Regions from separate parts of the Homo sapiens genome. Here region 1 is linked to region 2. Evidence: read pairs that join two places in POLR2A ChIA-PET (ENCODE). Cell type or tissue: K562. All regions are shown on one strand. Region 1 overlaps CUL9 (cullin 9). Region 2 overlaps PTCRA (pre T cell antigen receptor alpha).

Region 1 (2,500 bases), 300 kb after region 2:
CAGGGCAGGAGCAGAGGCCACAGCATCAACAGCGGTACATCTGGGCCCTTGGCATTCCTGGCACACCCCTGCCCAGAGGCAGGAGTCCCTGACCAGCCAGCTTCCTCCATAGCATGACCTGTGCCAAATGTAACCATGGATTCTGCTGGCGCTGCCTCAAGTCCTGGAAGCCAAATCACAAAGACTATTACAACTGCTCTGCCATGGTAAGGCGCTGGGCACTAGGGGAGGGCAGAGGCCCAGAGCCGTCGGGGAGGGGTGCTGCTACCAGGTCCTGGGCAGACAGGGCTCCTTGTGCAGTGCAGCATTCTAGCTGTTGGGATAGAGGCTCACTGTGGGGAAGACAGAGCCACCTGGGCCTGCAGATGCTGGAAAGTCTGTTCACAGGGACCTTCAGCTCCAGAACAGGACTTCTCATACCGAGGTGGCTACAGAAAGGCTGGGGAGGGCTGGGCACTCTCAGAAGGCAGCAGGGCAGAGCAGGAAAGAGCAGGGACCCTGCATTTAGAGCCTGGCTCTGCTGCTTAGCATGTGGCTTTGAGCAAGTTCATTTACTTCTCCAAGCCTCAACAGCCTCTGCAAAAGGGGTGAATAATATGACCTACTCCACACAGTCATGAGGACTGAATGAAGATAATCGGGGGAGGTGTAGAAAGGCCTCCGTGAATGTTGGCTTTTCCACTTATTAACTCCCTCCTGTCCAAACAAAACACCCAATAGCCCTCCCAACGTATCCTTGCTAGGTAAGCAAGGCAGCTCGCCAGGAGAAGCGGTTTCAGGACTATAATGAGAGGTGCACTTTCCATCACCAGGCGCGGGTGAGTCGGGAGGAAACAGCGGGTAGATGCCTGCAGAAGCAGGTTGGGGTGGTGGGGTGGAGGGGGGTGGGCTGAAGGTCTGACCGGGCAGGTGGTGCTGCGCCACCTGTGCTGGTACTGATACACCTTCCTCCACACAGGAGTTTGCTGTGAACTTGCGGAACCGGGTGTCTGCCATCCATGAAGTGCCCCCGCCCAGATCCTTCACCTTCCTCAATGATGCCTGCCAGGGACTGGAGCAGGCTCGGAAGGTGGTAGCGGGTGGGGGAAGAGAGCAGGGGAGGGGTGTGCCAAATGGGTCTGGGGGGCTTGGCTGCTTTCATCGGACTTGCCTGGGTGAAGGGAATGAGGAGAGGGCAGGCGGGAGAGCTGATGGGAGCCCCTGCAGGTGCTGGCCTACGCCTGCGTGTACAGCTTCTACAGCCAGGACGCAGAGTACATGGATGTGGTGGAGCAGCAGACAGAGAACCTGGAGCTGCACACCAATGCCCTGCAGATCCTCCTGGGTGAGCCACCCCTGCCAGCCAGGCCCTCCTCCTGCCTCCTCCCCTCTGTTGCACAGCCCGGCCCCTCCCAGACAGGTCAAGCGGCACCCTTACCTTCCCTCTCTCCTCTTCCTCTTCATTCTTCATGGCCTTCTCACTGCCTGGCTGTTAAAGCTCAGGTCGAAAGCCTACATTGTAAGGTGCCCAAGGGCGCAGATGTTCGTGGATGTTTCTTGGTTTCTGGTCTTTACCCTGCTCCCCTAGGGAGCTTCATGAGAATGTCTAGAGCTGCACCTGGTGCTTGGTAGACGTTCCATAGGTGTTTGTTGGAGGAAGGAATGGATGAGAATGAGAAGGGAGGGAGCCTCTGTGCCTGCCCCCTCTGCAGAGGAAACCCTGCTGCGGTGCAGAGACCTGGCCTCCTCCCTGCGCCTCCTGCGGGCCGACTGCCTCAGCACGGGCATGGAGCTGCTCCGGCGGATCCAGGAGAGGCTGCTTGCCATCCTGCAGCATTCTGCCCAGGTACTGCCCGGCCCAGACCCCTTCTGCTCCTGCATTCTGCGGGAGTTGAGGTCCTCCTGTCCCAGCACAGCCCCTGCCCTGGGGCGAGTCCAGAAGGAAAGGCAGCAAAGCGGGTGAATGGATGTTAGACCTGGGCGCACATCCCGGCTTTTGGGCCAACCTGCCTGATGCTGCTGGACCCTATCACTTCACCTCCTGGGGATTCCTACAAAATAAAGGGGTTGGCTAGCCCACATCAAGGGTATTTGGTCAGGTGCCTATCAGAATCACTTGGGGAACTTTTCCAGACTGTACTTCCCAGATAGGGATTTGAAATCCTAAGAGTGGGCATCAGGGGATTGGGGTCACTGGAGCAAGGGCTCTCCCAGGCTCTCTCCAGCTCTAATGCACTGATGCTGAGTCTAAACTGTGAGTCCTGTCCTCAGGTTGCTTACTGACTGGTAAGTCACATGGGCAGAAAAGACATAGATTCTGTAAGCTCTTTAAGCACAGGGTCGTGTGCCTCACCTGGTACCCCGTATCCCTGGAGACCATCTGTGGGTGAACTCACAAAGGCAGTGTTTCATGAAGTGCTGTGCTGGGAGGGGAGCAGTCCTAGCAGGAGCTTGGCCCTCCCAGAGCATCAGTGGAAGGAATGCTGGGTCCAAAGGCCCCATGCCCTCTACCTCCTTCTCA
Region 2 (2,500 bases):
TTAGCCGGGCGCTGTGGCGGGCACCTGTAGTCCCAGCTACTCAGGAGGCTGAGGCAGGAGAATGGCATGAACCCAGGAGGTGGAACTTGCAGTGAGCTGAGATCGCGCCACTGCACTCTAGCCTGGGCAACAGAGCAAAATTCCATCTCAAAAAAAAAAAAAAGAAAGAAAGAATACATGGAGGATAGATGGCTGATAGAAGAAAGGATGGATAAACAGGTGAGTGAATGAAAGGATGGGCAGATGGAGGGAAGGAAGGGTGGCTAGATGGGAAAATGCAAGGAGGAATGGATGAGTGGCTAGAAGGACATGTAGATGGATGGTGGAAGGATGGATGGATGGAAAGACAGAAATGTAGAACCCTAGCCTACAACACAATGCTGGCCTGGGAGGCCAAAAGCTGGTCTAGCACCCACAGGTACATGCTCTCTTGCAGGTGTGGGCGGCACACCCTTTCCTTCTCTGGCCCCACCAATCATGCTGCTGGTGGATGGAAAGCAGCAGATGGTGGTGGTCTGCCTGGTCCTTGATGTTGCACCCCCTGGCCTTGACAGCCCCATCTGGTTCTCAGCCGGCAATGGCAGTGCACTGGATGCCTTCACCTATGGCCCTTCCCCAGCAACGGATGGCACCTGGACCAACTTGGCCCATCTCTCCCTGCCTTCTGAGGAGCTGGCATCCTGGGAGCCTTTGGTCTGCCACACTGGGCCTGGGGCTGAGGGTCACAGCAGGAGTACACAGCCCATGCATCTGTCAGGTGGGGATGGAGCCTGGGCCCTTGCGGATGCTCCCTGTCCCCTTCCACACACCAGGATATGGTTGGAGGGAGGGCAGGCTCCAGGCCACAAAGGCATGAAGGGTGTCCAAGCGCAGAGCCTCTGGGTGAGGTGACACCTGGGCTCAGGGGAGAGTGGCCTCAGGGCCATGAATTTTGGGATTTGCCACTGCAATATCTGTTTGAAATCCAGGCTTTGCAGCATGGCTTCCAAGGATAAAAATGCCTCCTTCCACCTAGGATTCATTATACACACATAGATAATCACCCTGTGTACATGACACCCTATAAGGACCAAACTAATTAACAAATCACTACCAGTTATTGAGTGTTTACTCTGTTCCAGGCAGTGTTCTACAGACTTCACATTTATGAGACAGGTCATATAATTCCCTCAATTTTACAGGCACAGGGAGGTTAAGCAACATGTCTAAAGCCAGCTATTTTTGTTTCCCCCTCCATTGTATTTTGAAACAGTCAGCTATTATTATCACTGACCAGATGACTTACTTCCTCTCTAGGGATTATCTCAATTTTGTCATCTTTCAAATGGGAATGTTTGTTAACTAAGTGCCCTGACTTCCAAAGAATGCTGCGAAGACAGTCAGTTCCTTATCTGAGAGTTCCGGGCTCCCCAGCCTCCCCAGGGCACAGAACAGGGGACACTGCAAAGTGAGGGATGTTTGGGTCTTCAGAGGACTTGCAGCAAATGGGCTCAGGGTTTCTGCTGCTGGCTCACTTGTCCATTTACCCCAAATGCCTCGACACCCACCCTGTGCCAGGGCCTGGGCATAGCACTGGGGATGCCCTCCAGAGTGCATGGCCCATCCCCAAAGACTCATTCGCTTCTCCCTGGACAACAGGAGAGGCTTCTACAGCCAGGACCTGCCCCCAGGAGCCTCTCAGGGGTGAGTACTCCGGGCAAGGGGTGGGGAATAAGAGGCTGGGACCAGGACCTTGGGCCCGGGGGGTGGGGCCTTCAGCTCTGGCCTAATGGGTCTTACACTGGAGGTCAGTAGGTGTCCCATGTAGAGGCTGTCATGCTAGGTTGGGGCACTGGCTAGCATGGGCCTCAGTCTACCTAGCATAAGATGGGGGTGAATCCTTTGACCCCAGCCTAATTCCTGGACATTAGTTGAGAAGCACAGGTGACAGCTAACAGAGGGGTCTTTGGAGTCCTCCTTGGGCAGCCCAGGCAGGGGGGTCTCAGCATTAGAGGCCGTGTAAATGGGAGGCTGTCTGGGGTGATGGAAAGAGCCTGGACGGACAGTCATGAAGTTGGGCTGTGGTCCAACTCTGCTTCCCGACCAAATAGAGAATTTTGAGGCCGGGTGCGGTGGCTCACACCTGTAATCCCAGCACTTTGGGAGGCCGAGGTGGGTGGATCACGAGGTCAGGAGTTCGAGACCAGCCTGGCCAACATGGTGAAACCCCGTCTCTACTAAAAATACAAAAATTAGCCGAGCGTGATGGCACACGCCTGTAGTCCCAGCTACTCAGGAGGCTGAGGTAGAAGAATCACTTGAACCCGGGAGGTGGAGGTTGCAGTGAGATGAGATCGTGCCACTGCCCTCCAGCCTGGGTGACAGAGTGAGACTCCATCTAAAAAAAAAAAAAAGAATTTTGAGCTAGTTACTCTCTGCATCAGATGCTAATTAATTCCTGCGTGGCCCCCACCCCTACCCCCATGATTGTTGGGGAATAAAATAAAATGAAGGCCAGGAA

The links. ChIA-PET counts read pairs that join two places held together with the same protein. Peaks named below come from ENCODE experiments on the same cell type or tissue, not always from the same donor. Only the 100,000 strongest peaks of a DNase experiment are listed, where the experiment ranks them.
Region 1: POLR2A ChIA-PET joins it to region 2 with 5 read pairs; 8 of 35 experiments call an interaction of 5 or more read pairs at or near these places.

Annotation. Positions count from the first base shown.
Region 1 is chr6:43,221,573-43,224,072 of GRCh38, forward strand. It overlaps CUL9 (cullin 9), which reads left to right. Exons shown (of 41, transcript NM_015089.4): 35 at 113-206; 36 at 744-818; 37 at 959-1,069; 38 at 1,207-1,324; 39 at 1,692-1,825. Among named protein-coding and RNA genes, the nearest start is that of DNPH1, 6.7 kb to the right of the region's middle. RefSeq lists an enhancer at 1,250-1,787. In K562, no CTCF peak of the experiment used is centred here; no DNase peak of the experiment used is centred here.
Region 2 is chr6:42,922,591-42,925,090 of GRCh38, forward strand. PTCRA (pre T cell antigen receptor alpha) reads left to right here. Exons shown (of 4, transcript NM_138296.3): 2 at 437-757; 3 at 1,639-1,683. Among named protein-coding and RNA genes, the nearest start is that of CNPY3, 5.6 kb to the right of the region's middle. In K562, no CTCF peak of the experiment used is centred here; DNase peaks (open chromatin) are centred at 1,501 and 1,680.